Linked DNA regions of Homo sapiens: all the other regions are linked to region 2. Evidence: chromatin contacts called from ENCODE Hi-C or POLR2A ChIA-PET data. All regions are on one chromosome and are shown on one strand. Each heading gives the region's core, a stretch centred on a gene start or an enhancer-like site at or near the end of the contact. The rest is flanking DNA. Distances are from core to core; before and after follow the strand shown. Region 1 has its middle 6.9 kb from the start of LINC00554. Region 2 holds the start of DOCK9-DT (DOCK9 divergent transcript). Region 3 overlaps CLYBL (citramalyl-CoA lyase).

Region 1 (4,207 bases), core at 1,481-3,980, 900 kb before region 2:
GTCGTGGTGTCAGCCAGAGGTGTTCAGTCTAATAATTCAAGCTGTAAACTGCATCCCCTAAAATTACCTACATAATAAATCATTGTGCAAAGAAAAAAAAGTTTGGACTGAAAAGTGTAAGTGAAACAGAATCCTCAGGAGATTTCAATGCTGGGACCTATTGACAATGAAGTGAAATACAGGCTTATTTTGTTCAAAACTTTAAGGATCAGAATAATGGAAATTTCTCTAGCACAACTGATTTTTTTTTTCTGGCTTGGGTTTCAACGCATTTCTACCTAGTCTGTCACAAAAATGGGCTTATATATTTCTCTCCTGATCACACAGCCAAAACTGCTTTATAGAATTTACAGTCGACTTAATGCAGTTTCAAGAAAAAGCTCACTCAAGAATGGCTTTATTTTTATAAAAGTGATTATACGTAAGTTATCAAATGCATATCAAGAATGGAGGCAGAAATCTTTCTGACAATTCTTTTAGATTCCTGTCTCATATTACAATGTTGCTTGTAGGTACCAAAGAAACCACAAAATTTGTGTAACGTGGTAAATTAGCTTGCCTAAGAATTCACTGCTAGGTTGAAATACTTAGACACTGCGGTTGGCAAAGCCAGTGCCAAGTCCTGGAGACTTGAGAAACGTGAACATTTGGGGAAAAAATGCACCGTTTGGAGTAGAAAGGAGCTCCGTGGCGGGAGAAAAGATGAAATTGTCAAGAGGAAGTTTAAAGGCCAAGGACACACGAAGTCTTTGAAACAATAAGGGTGAAGAAGTCAAGAAGCAGACTCGCCAAAGCCATATTGAAACAATTTATTTTATAGGATCCCTATATTTCCATAATTAGTAAACAGAGTCACACTGGAAACACGGGCTGTGGGCTCTCGAGCTCACACGGGCCTCTCGAAGAGGAGAAAGTCAAGTTGTCACGGGTCTCTTTCGCCTGGGTATTTCACAGGAAAATACAAGGAGGCGGGAGGCCCGAGAAAGCTGACTCCAGCGAAGTTTGCAATAAGGATTAACTGGAGAAAGGAAGTCCACAGCAATTAAAACCCCTACCCTGGCTCATTAGTATTCATGACTGAATGTCCAGCTTTTCTGTTTATCTTTCTCCCAGGATCAATATCGGAGCAGCGTGGGCCTGGGAGGAGCCCAAGTTGGGCCCGGCATGCGCCTGACCTTTCGCGCCCTCCCTCCAGGTCAGCGCATCTTCAGAACCGCCGGCCAACGCCACACAAACGCTCATTAAATCCACCATTCACAGGCGGGCCGGCGGAGGCTGGGGGACGAGCCCGGGGGTGAGGACGGGGCCAGGGGCACGCAGACCCAGGCGACTCCAAAGAGTTTCGGGAAACCACACTCGGCCACCTAACCACTGTGGGCCCAGTGGGCCAAGAGAGAGAAAAGAACAAGAACCAGCTCTGGATGCAGCGAGAGGCTCCAGCGCAGCTCCTGGCAGGCCCTCGCTGGCTCGGCCTTGTTCCAGACCCTAAGTTTAGGGGGGCTTTGCCTGGTGGTAGGGGGGAGACTGGCAACATAAGAGCCGGGGTGAAAAGGGAACCACACCCACACCTCCAGTTCTGCCAGTCAGGAGCCTCTGTAGGCCTCCGCCGGCCTCCGCGGAGCAGCCCAGTCGCTGAGCGTTAACTGCGATGATTATCTCTGACATTATTATTATTTCTACCCCCCACCTTCTCCAGCAGCTCTGAGCTCCCTTCTGCTCCCCAGGGCCACCGGCTTGGCCTTTAGGACAGAGATAAACCTAGCCCGGGAGGTTGGGAAAGGCAGAGGTTGAGGCCAGGTTCAGGGGACGCGGGGGCCAGGCAGCTCTTCCCTTACTCCAGATTTCCTTGGAGGTGAGGGGGCGCTCCCCTCCCTACACCCGAGGGCTGGAGGGCGCGCGGGCAGGCAAGGCAGCCTGGCCTCTCTCAGCCCCTGGAAGTGGGCTTGGGAGACCCAACTGCAGGGAGCCTTAGTCCCACGCCAGTGGCGCGAGTGCCGGCCTGGGGAGTGCCGCCCTGGGTGGGGGAGGACCCTCCGAGGCCGAATTAGGTTGAGAGCGCAGGGCAGGCCCGGTCCCCTCCAAGAGGCGCTAGAAAGGGCTGGGGGAGGTAGGAATGGGAGGAGGGGTGCGGGGAGCATCTCCTGCTGCCCACGCTAACCCACATTTCTGCGGCCTCAGGTCCTTCCCACTCACGCGAGCCTGTGGCTGGGAGGTGCGGAAGCTGAAGGAGGTGAGGGTGTGTGAGCATATGGTGTGAGTGTGTTGTGTGTATGTGTGTCTGTGTGTGTGCGTGTCTGTGTGTGTGCGCGCGCGCAAAGGCAAGGGACCTCCCCACACACTCTCTGCCTGGCAGCTGCGCTGAGCATCCTCTCGCTTCGTGGGGCAGGAGGGATGCTGGACGAGGGCAGGGCCTAGAGCAGGAGAAGGCGAAGCGAGGTGTCACCTCTTCAAAAGCTCGTCGGCTCCTGGGAACAAAAGAGAAACGTGGGAGGGCGACGAGGTGGCCCCAGCACCGAGAGTTCTCGGACTGTCGGGGCGGGGCAGGAGTGGGAGGACCCTGGTCTCGAATTCCCTGCCGAAGATCTTGGCTGTGGCAGCTCGGGGGCGGGGCGAGGCCTGGACTCGCTGGACCTAGTAGCCCACAGCCTTGACCGTGAACTCAGACCCTCAGGATGCCCTGGTTATGGCTTACAAAAGTTCTCATTTGCAACACCCTGTTCAAACGGCCACGGAGGCCTTTTCATGCTCGGGCACCCAGCCGGACTAGCCTGAGGGTTTTTGCCCGATCACCTGATCCAGTCTGGAAGGACCTAGTGTTTTTTTTGTTGTTGTTGTTGTTGTTTTTCCCCCGAAAATAAAAACCCAGCAATGATCTGGTGTCGGGAGGGGGGAAGTGGAGGGGAACTTCTTCCGGTCCAGTTCTGAGCTGCCAGTGAAAAACAGAAACCGTCCATTTAGGTCTGCTGGGGTAACAGTGGGCCAAGGAGCTCCGGGTTTCTGTGGAACCAGAGCGATATCAGACTATAATCAATCCATCCACAAATCATTATTGAACCTTTGGGTTCTGAGGACCTCTTTCCAGGACGTGTCTGCTAAAACAAACAAACAAACAACAACAACAACAACAACAAACCTACCCAAAGCTTCAACCAAGTCTTGATGGAGTGTGATTTTGAGGCCTTTATCACTGAGCCCTTGGAAGCAGGCCTAGCGCGCCCTTCCGATCATTTCGGTGGAGTAGTGTGGGGGAGGGTAGGACCCGAGTCTCTAGTGGGCGCCCGGTGGGTTCCCGCGGGTCCCCGATGCCACGGGTGAGCTCACCAGGGACCTACCGGGACACACCTCCCCCCGTCCTGCCGACCTGGGCGGGAGACCCGTCACCTCGCCGGCCCAGGCCTTCCTTCCTAGCCAACCCTGGGACGCAGAACAGCACAGAGTCCAGGGAAACCCGAGCCTCCGGTACAGTCTGTGATCTGCCCTTGATCTCAGGGTTTTGTGCGGAAAATAAAACCACTTGAGACTGAAAACATCCGTCTGAAAAAGAGACAAAAGGGCTAGGGGGTGGGGAAGAGGAAGAGCGAAGGTGCCGGCCTAGGGAAGAGCTCTGGGACAGCCAGGTATGGGCGTGCGGGTCCTGGGACGAGTTTCTTCCCTCGCGTCCAGCCGGGGCTTGGCCCCAGCAGCCTCCCTCTGCCCATGCCCCAAGCAGAACCGACGCGGCCTCTGATCCTGGAGTGACTTCCTCCCCGCCCCGAACTTCGTGGGATATCACTGAACCAGGGAAAGCTGATACCGATGCCGGTTATCATCCTGGGCATTAATAATGCAGTAAGGATCACGATAATTAATAATAATAATGACGGGCCTCCCGAGGGGGCTCCAGCTGCCTCCGGATAAAGCGACGCTCGCGCTGAGGGGACTTCTTAGGTGGTGGATGGAGGTGAGCGCGAAGGAAGCCGGCCTAGGCTCACTGAAGTTCAAGTTGACGGCGGCGGCTAGCAGAAACCGTGCTCCAGCCGCGGCAGGTTGGGCCTCCCTGCGGGCAGCTACCCGCAGCGCAGCGCGGGATCCCAGAGAGGGGCGAGGGCTAGCTTCAGTTTCGTGTCTCTGGAGTCAAGGCAACAGCAGGTTAGCATTTAGGTCCGTTTAGACAGCCGGGCAGGGATAGGGGTGGGGTTGGGGTGGGGGGGACGCCTGTCCCCCCCAC
Region 2 (4,581 bases), core at 991-3,490:
AGCCCCCTCTGCTTTAACCCATAAAGGAGAGTAACCTGAAGTTACCCGATGTGCTTTCGGCACTATGCTTTTCCCTTGTTCCTGCTTAAGTTACCTTAACAAAACCCAGCTGTTCTTCCATTCCCACAAGAGCTCCCGTCTATTTTGTAGTCAGAATGCTGCCTGGTTCATGCATTGCTAATAGAAGCCAATTAGATCTTTAAAACCATTTGTTGAAATTTTGTTCTTTAGACTACACACACACACACACACACACACACACACACACACTCTACTGTAATCATATAGCTCTTAAAAAAAGAAAAGAAAAAAGAATATAAAACCCTACAACCTTAGGTGCTTTTGTTGTTGTTTTTAATTTAAAAAGACAAAATTGTTCGCCTTGTATAGAAGTAGATACAGCTTAGAGAGCCAAGGTAACAAGAGGGGAAAAGTTTGTGTTGTCTGGTACTTTTGAGGGAGTCAGAAGCCTAAAGGGAGGCTCTAACTCATGATTCTCAGAAGACAACTGTTGTCAACAGTTCAAATGAGAACTGAACGGCCACACTCCTGCAGCTGAAAGGAGTCAATGCGAGCTGAGTTGCTCTCACCGAACAGAGTGCGTTCCCCGGGGAGGCAGGGAAAGGCCGGCTTGCACCTGCTCTGTCACCCAGCTCCACTCTTAGGACAGAAGAGGTCTGGAAAATGTCTGGGCCATTCCCTCATTTCACGGAGGAGGAAATGGGTTAGTGTGTAATTGTTTTTATCATCACCCTTGTTTTATCTTTCAATCTGCCAGGCTCACTCAATGCTACATCCTGCAGTCCCCACCCACTGGAGAAACAATCCGATCCTGCAAGTAATTATTGAGTGCGGACGGCATACCTCACCTCCAGACCTGCCCATTAAACCCAGAACGGAGGTGTTTTGCTCTCTGCGCTAGATCGGTATTTTCCCCTACCACTTTAAGATTACGCTTCAGGCCAGTGTTAGGCTTTCTGGTGGGGTGGGACGCAACAGGCGGCCTCCTCCACCGCAGCGATGGCGGCTATGAAACCTCTGGGTATTTGGGCGGGAGGCGCGGCAGGTATTCTCCCAAAACTGGGTTTTCAAGACCACCACTCTCTGCGGAGGCCGACCCGGCAGGTAAGGAACTGTCCATCGGAAGGCAACGGGCGTGGCGTGAGCAGCCCGACCAATCAGCAGAGCCGCCGTTCAGTCAGGCTCCCCGCCCGGGGTACCCGCCCAGTCCCCAACCACTGAGCATGCGCCGCGGGCCTGGCGCAAATCCCCGCCTGGCGCGCCCTCTCCGCGGCCCTGTGAGGGTTAGGCTGCGCCGGGCTTCCTCAGAGAGACAGAAACGGAGCCGGGGCGGGAGCGGGCCCTTAGGGACAGGAAAGCGGTTAGGGTATTGGGGGGAAAGTCCCTCACAGGGTGGCTGTCGCTAGCGGCCGCCAGCTCTGCGTCACGGTGGGCTCGCAAGCCGGCGCATCGCAGTTTCCCTGGTACCCCGCCTGGCGGTCCGGCGCGGAGGGGCGGCAGACCGGCTAAATCGGCCCCAGTGAGGGCCGCCGTGTCACCTGAGCCCCTTCCAGGCCGTTGTCCTCAGGTTACAGGCGACATAACCGAGGCTCCGAAGTATTGCCCACGTCCAAGGTGACGCAGCTGGCCGTCCCGGCGGGCCGGAGTCTGGGAGTCTCCCACGCCTGGCCCGGCCCAACCGTCATCGTCCCGCCGCGAGCTCCGTGCCTCCGGGGACTGAACGGTGGGGAGGCCGAGGCGCCACACGAGCGCGCGGCGCCCCGCGCCAGGTTCCGAGCAGGGACGCTCCGTCCAGGTCCGCCTGGCCGGCCGCGGGTTCCGATCGGTGCCACATAAATAAAGGCTACTTTCCTGAGACCTCTGTCCCCGCAGAGGCCCCGGGCGCAGAGGGGGGGCGTGGTGCACCGAGCTCCGACCCTGCCGGTGACTTCGGGGTCCCCTCGAGCGCAGCCGGGCTCCCTGGGCAGGAAACCCTGCTCCGAAACCGCGCATCGTCCAGCCTCGGCTGTGCGCCCTCTTGGTGGCGTGCGCAGTCCCCTCCTCCGGTCTTCGGACGTGCGGCCCGGGGCGGAGGCGGCCCCGACCCCCCACCTTCCCCAGTGAGGGTCCCGCGCGGCACGCCGCCCCTGCCAGTCCGGCCGCCTAGCTCCAGCGCCGGGCCGCGCCGACCTGCCTGGCCCGCCGTCCCGCCGCGGCGGCCCCTCCTCCGCCGTCCGGGCGCCCCGCCCCGCCCGCGCCGCGCCGGACACCCCGCCCCGAGGAGGCGGCCCGGCGAGTGGTCGCCGAGGGAGGCTGGTGGCATGGGGGAGCCGCCGCCGCCACACGCACGGTCGCCCGGAGCGAGCCCGGGCGCTGCTGCGATCGCGGGGGGCCGCGGACGCCGAGGGGGGCGCCTTGGGGCGTGACACGGTGCAGAGGGCGCGGCCTGGGCTGCGGCGGCCGGACTCGCGGCGAGCAGCGGGGGGAGCAGGCGGCGGCGGCGCCGGGAGCGGCGGGCGGAGCGGGCCGGGCGCCGAGGGCGCACCTGGCGGCCGCGCGGCCGGGCCGGGCCGCGGGAGCAGGCGGAGGCGGAGGCGGCGGGGGCAGGAGGATGTCGCAGCCGCCGCTGCTCCCCGCCTCGGCGGAGACTCGGAAGTTCACCCGGGCGCTGAGTAAGCCGGGCACGGCGGCCGAGCTGCGGCAGAGCGTGTCTGAGGTGGTGCGCGGCTCCGTGCTCCTGGTGAGTGCGGGACGACCGCGGGCCGGGGGAGGATGGCGGGGGCGCAGGCAGCTGCGGGCCCCGGGCCGGGCGCCTCTTAGTCGGCAGGGCTGAGGCAGAGCGGCCGACCCTGCTGGGTCCGCGGAATCAAGAGGTGGGGCCGGCGGGAGGGAGTTGGACAGGGGAGAAGAGAAGGTCCTGGAGGGGCTGCAACTCCCAGACCCCTCCCCGCCACCCAAGATCCTGTCCCCATCGCTGTCCCCTTCCTCCTGGGAAATTTCCGCAGAGTGATGTCGCCCTGTCACTCTTTTCACCCCGCTCTCTCCCAATTTACCTGCTTTCTGTCAACTGGGAAATTACACTCTCCCCCCTCCCCCGCATCCCTCCCCCGTATCCCTCCCCCGGCCTCCCTCTCCTTCCATGTTTTGGAGGGGCGCAGGGGAATTGAGGTGGGGGCTTCCTCATCCAGTCTGCGCTCAGGGTGGGAGATGCCCCTGCTAACCCTTTGAGTTGGCTGAACTCCAGGAGGGAAGGACTTCGGCATCCTCTCCTGCGCCCCCCACCTCCAAGCCGGTATCCTGAAGTTTGGCCGCCTTTTAGGAAGGCTTGGGGGGCATGATGGGAACCCTCGCTAATTTAGTATTGGTGCAAATTCCTGTGACGTTTGGGGGTTCTAAGTAAGCAAAGCCATCAGCCCAAAACGAATCTTCCCGTGGCAGAACGTCTTTAGAGAATAGGCCTCTGGGTGTGAGGAAGATGAAGTTTTCGATTAACTTTTTCACAGCCAGCGCCGGTCCTGCTGTATTTGGAAACGCACTACAACCCGATTCACCTGGATGGTGCGGGAGTGGAGCGACGTTTGAGCAGGAGCGAGCTCTGCAGGGCAGCTGGAAACTTTTAGCAGCTCCTTGCGTTGCCGCCGGCATTTGTTTTCTTGAAACGGGCTTGTTTGTGGGTGGGTGTGACTTGTGTTTGTTGGAACAGTGCAAGAAGATGGGCCTTGGAAGTGGTTGTCTGGGCCCTGTGGGGGATTGTCGGGGCAGAGTGCCGGGCCCCTTAACACAGGGGCGGATGCATCATTTTGGTGGCAGATCGATGCCCTTCCTGGGCAGACACAGAATTGCGTGAATGACGTTTGTGGAGATTGGAGATGAAGCTTCGCTGATTTCTATATCCAGTTTGCTCAGTTTGAATTTTCTCTCGATTGCTAGCTCTGCCAACTCCAAATTTCTCCAACTCCAGTTTGATCCATAGTAAACAAGGATTTAATTTTTCTATTTTAGGGAAGTCGATTAGGTAAGGAGTAGAGCAGGAGTTGGGAATAGACCAGAACCTGGCCATCTCTTCCATAACCAGCTAACTTCTGTGTGGCTTCCTGCATCTTCCTGAGTTTTGCCAGTGCATGTTAAGGATAAAGCCTGCAACTTCTTTGGCATCTTTTCTGTTCTCACACAGAAGTTGGTTCCTTTATCTGGGGCCTGCCGTGGTCATCAGGGATTTGAGGCAGAAGAAGAGTAAATAAAGTGTACCAGTGTGCCATGATTTCCAAAGTGCTGCAGGTACTGGTTTAATAAGCCGTGTAGATGGAGCCCAGGAGTGCTGGTGCAGACACAACACTGCTGATGTGCAGTAGTCCCCGAATATCTGCCCTTCCCATCGGAGGATGGCCTACTAATGGTGACCTAGGAGTGTCCATTCCCACGTGTGACAGGCTGCCAACTGTGTTATCTCATGATACTTTAGTAGTACATCCGTTTTCCCTGGACACCCTTAAGCATGAAGAGCCAGATGCCCGGCTGTTGTCTTAACTCTTAGTCTCGTCTGTCTGTGGTCACTTGTCTGATGAAACCTGTGATGGAACA
Region 3 (4,065 bases), core at 1,239-3,738, 570 kb before region 2:
TTCTCAACAGGTCAAAGGACCAATGAGCAAACGCTGGTACAAGGCTTGGGGACTTGGGGCAACAGAGTCCATGAAAGCATCAATCACCACACGTTTTTAAAAGTGGAAACCGAGGCAGTTACCCTGAAGGATGACCGACAGAGGAATAATATTTGGCTACCACTGTTCAATTGCCTTTCCCAAACACAATGCTTTGCTTGTTTCTCCGGCTTCCTGCAATCTTTCATGTTTTAGATACACACATTTCAATCCAAGTATTTCAGTTGCCATAACAACTTCATAAATTTGTTCTCAGATGTCCTTTTTAATCACATCATTTAAAACAAGCTGGATGTGTCGCTGGAGTGCCTCAATTTATTCCATTCGCACCTAGCTCCTAAGGAGTCTGGTATTTGTTTCTTTTTCTCTAAGAAGCTCAAACACCTGAAAATAACATCGCTATCTCCTCTCTGTCTCCACAGGCAAGGGAAGTTTTTTTAAAAATGCGTGTGTGGCCTTATTATTAAGTTTTTTAAATCCAGGTGATATTATGCCCAGAAATCGCCCCCTGGTTCACAGAAGAGAGACTGCTAACGCCACCCAGGTCTGTACAGGAGGCCCCTGCCCAGAGAATGCTGCTTTATTTCCACATATCAATTATTTATGCCGCCAAACAGGTTTTTGATAGAATCCTAGTGGTTTTAATTGGCTTCTGGTGACTATTACTATATAATACCTTTAAAATATCATCTACCTTATGATGGGAAAATAAAACTATGCCAATATGTAAGTTTCAACGGCATGCATTAATTTTTAAACTACTCCCGGATGTTTTAGGATTTCCTGCCAATAAAGAATAGGGCATAGTATTCCTGGCATCATTAAATAAATGACTTTTGCCAACATCAACAAGCAAACAATAGAAAACAGGACTCCACCAACAAATGAAAAGGGGGTGTCAAAAAATTCAAGCCTGGCTTTTTGCATATGTAGTGAAACTGAAGGCACTTCCCCAGCAAGTATTGAAATGCACAGATAAGAACACAAAAGGCCTTGAAGTGGTTTGAAGGGTCGCAATTTGCTATTAAACACAGCAGATGGAAACCTGTGAAAGCCCACTTAACGGAACTTTTGAATGCTCCTGTGTGAAATCAAGAGTCATGCACAAGTTAGGGCAATCACTGATTCTACAGTTTTTTAAATTGCACTCTCAGTTTGTTAGAGGAGAAATACACACACACACGCATATATATACATATATATATATACACACACACACACATAGCTTAGAGGATGATTTAGAAGAGGAATACTAATCCCCTCTCTGTCAGAAATTAAAATGCAAGGGTGAATAGCATGCAACTAAGTACCAGCAAAGAGTAAATATTGGTTATGTTTAGGAAAGAGCATAAAAACAGATGTGATATAAAGTTAGACCTTTCACTTCAAAAAATACTAAGCAACTAGTTCTTTGCCCCTGGGGGAAAAATCTCTTTTAATTATGTAAAAAGTGAAGAGACGGTAGTAGGATTCTTTACCTTTGAATACTAAATTAGGAAACAGCAGCATCAAAGGCAGGCTTGATCTGTTTTGCCTGAAAAATTAATAGGCTTTACAAGTCCTTTGCAATGGAGTCTAGGATTGCATAAAAAAAGAGGCTCTGGTGACACCAACAGTCCCAGGAACAAAATGCAGCTGTGGAGGCGGGTTGGGGGTTGGGAGAGGGTTTTTGTTGTTTGGTTTTGGGGGATTTTTTTTACTTTTCTTTAATCAAAATGGATAAACCCGGCTGCCGAAACTCCGCAGAGAACCTGCTCTGCCCGAGGCTTCCTCCCCACCCCACCTCCTTGTTCCTGTCCACACCCCGCCCCGCTGCCTGTGGCCGAGGCCTGTCGCCGGGCTGGAGGGCCTAGCTACCCCAACTCCGCGGTTTCAAAGCGCAGAGAGTTGAAAGGAGGGGAGGCCGGCGTGGGGGAGAGGGACACAGGAGGAAAGGCCTCAGTCAGAGTCCCCGGCAGCCTCGGGGTTTCGCGATGGTTCCCTCCTGGTCCCTCCTGGAAGTGGGAGGCGGACCCTGCGCTTTGCAGCAGAAACTTTCTGGGAGCCTGGAAGACTTGTCACCCAGTCCGCGGTCTCTCCAGCAGTGGGAGGAGCGCTGAAGGTGGTGATTACTATCGACAAACCTAAAATTCTTTCTCTTGAGAGCTCCCACACTATTCACCCCGAGTGGGCCTGCGGATGAAGCTGCTGGTGCCAAAAAGGGTAGGAGGGGGCGCCATGGCAGTCCCCTGCCGGCGGCCCCTTATGAAACCGGGCCGGTTGCTCTGCAGAGCGCACGCAGGCGGCCTTCTGCTCGCACATCGAACTGGCATCCTCGTCTTTTGTCCATGACGTCCCTGTGCCCCACTGCTGCAGCCGAGAGGGACCGCGGCACCAGCGGGCAGGGAGGGCTGGCGCGCCCCGCCAGGTCAATAGCAGGAAACTCCGAAGGCAGGGCGAGGAAGGCACGGGCTTGGGTTCTGCCCCGGACTGCGAGGAAACATGGAGACTCAGGGCGAGCAGCTCCTAAGGAAGCCGACTTGGCTTCTGTTCCTGGGAAAAGCGGATCAAGAAACTCGCTGAAGACCACTATTTACAGATGAGCCACAGCAGAGCTGCTTAATTCACTCAATAACAAACCTTAATTGCTCAAAACAAAGCAGCTAAGTCTCTTTAGAGTGCTTCAAAGGCCCTTCACATTGTAACTTGCAGTATAAAATGTATGCAATATTTCCAAAAAAGAAAAAAAATTCAGAATCAAGGATAAAGTTAGAACTTTACCTTAATCTTCTTTTAAAGAGTTTTTTTCCCCATCTCCCCCTCTAATTAGGTCAAAATTTAGATGTTATTATGATCTAACTACAATCTGTTTATTTTACTGCCTTTTTAAAAGAAAAGAGACATTTGTGCCTTAATCCTAAAAAGCCCCAAATCTGAATTTAAAAGAATAACATTATTGGACAATTATATGGAAAGTCAAGAAAGATTTTTGAAAGAACTATCAAAAGACAATATTTATATAGAATTCAAGCATTAGCGGTGAGCCTGACACAGCAAAACCATTGTATTTTCCACTAGTTTTGTTTTGCTCTATACAGCTGTGTTTTCACAGATGCAAAGCCATGTGTCTCCACCAAAAGGTTTAGCCCTCCCTTCAGATGTGAATGCGGATCAAAGGTTCAAACGCAGAAATACAAGATCCTTTTCCCTTTGGAACATGTTTTTATTTTTCTGCAGTGGCTGCAAACCAGAATTTCCATCTGTTGTCCTTCTGCAGTATACAGGTTAACCTTAACAGTGGGGCTCGGAGCACTGTTATCTCAGCTAAGAAGTGCACAGATGAAGCACGTCTGCATGTACCATCAGAGCAGCTCCCCAAGATGTCCACGCAGCTAAGACAGAATTGAACCAGGCAGGAGCAGAATCCATTTTAGTTGACATATAGAAATTAATTTTCATTTCTGTGCAACATCAGAACGGATGATGAATTTAAGATGGGGTTTTGCTTTCACACCACATGCACCTTGGTAAAGATAACATCAACCATGATTTCCTGTCTGTCCCTCCTCCTTCCTAGAGCCAGCAGTATGCAATAAGACATTTTGCATTTGAATCTCAGCTTGCTGAAAATTCTCTAACAACAGAAAATGATTTGATAAAACAACTCATTAATTTTAAGTATCTTACAATTTACCAACCCATAATTTTGAATGGAAATTTTAAAAAAATTTGTTACCTATTAATCCTTTTAATAACTCATCCTCTCAATTTCCATTTCTTTATCAAACATACCCTCAGAGTGACTGAGAGAGAAACAGGTTTCTCTATTACCTACTCTAAACATGGATTTACTGCCATGTAAACATTGGCTTAGGAGAACAGTAAAAATGCGGCAATGCAGCTAACAAGGTGGGAGGCTTTGAAGGTATTTCTGCCAGGTTTTTAAGGTCACTAAATGTTAAGAGAAAAATGAACTAGAGAGGAACATATATATATACCTATCTGTAGACGATCAAGAGAGGTTAGAGGGACAAATGGCGGGATGAC

The links. Hi-C counts contacts between places; a loop is a spot of excess contacts on that map. ChIA-PET counts read pairs that join two places held with the same protein, here RNA polymerase II (POLR2A). Pooled maps may share reads with other maps.
Region 1: a pooled map shows a loop between it and region 2 (2.1-fold over the local background). The contact joins the enhancer-like site here to the promoter of DOCK9-DT in region 2. A Hi-C loop is called at or near these places in 1 of 37 single-sample maps with no recorded cell type and 4 of 50 pooled maps. POLR2A ChIA-PET finds 5 or more read pairs at or near these places in 1 of 52 experiments (A673).
Region 3: a map of naive thymus-derived CD4-positive, alpha-beta T cell shows a loop between it and region 2 (4-fold over the local background). The contact joins the enhancer-like site here to the promoter of DOCK9-DT in region 2. A Hi-C loop is called at or near these places in 1 of 168 maps with a recorded cell type or tissue (naive thymus-derived CD4-positive, alpha-beta T cell) and 4 of 50 pooled maps. POLR2A ChIA-PET finds 5 or more read pairs at or near these places in 1 of 52 experiments (naive thymus-derived CD4-positive, alpha-beta T cell).

Annotation. Positions count from the first base shown.
Region 1 is chr13:99,988,939-99,993,145 of GRCh38, reverse strand. No RefSeq gene overlaps it. Among named protein-coding and RNA genes, the nearest start is that of LINC00554, 6.9 kb to the left of the region's middle. RefSeq lists an enhancer at 1,889-2,838. Within about 2 kb of position 2,730, at least 2 of the 41 ENCODE cell types and tissues checked have a DNase peak (open chromatin) inside an H3K27ac peak, as active enhancers do; they include A673, where a contact is called at or near this core.
Region 2 is chr13:99,084,382-99,088,962 of GRCh38, reverse strand. It overlaps DOCK9-DT (DOCK9 divergent transcript), which reads right to left and starts at 2,240. Exons shown (of 1, transcript NR_047482.1): 1 at 338-2,240. It also overlaps a transcript of DOCK9 not described here. RefSeq lists enhancers at 555-1,114, 1,677-2,238 and silencers at 1,119-1,348, 1,929-1,988, 2,079-2,388, 2,429-2,908.
Region 3 is chr13:99,656,399-99,660,463 of GRCh38, reverse strand. The region is part of intron 1 of CLYBL (citramalyl-CoA lyase); the gene reads right to left. Among named protein-coding and RNA genes, the nearest start is that of MIR4306, 15 kb to the right of the region's middle. RefSeq lists enhancers at 706-1,221, 2,102-2,151, 2,162-2,251. Within about 2 kb of position 2,488, at least 29 of the 41 ENCODE cell types and tissues checked have a DNase peak (open chromatin) inside an H3K27ac peak, as active enhancers do.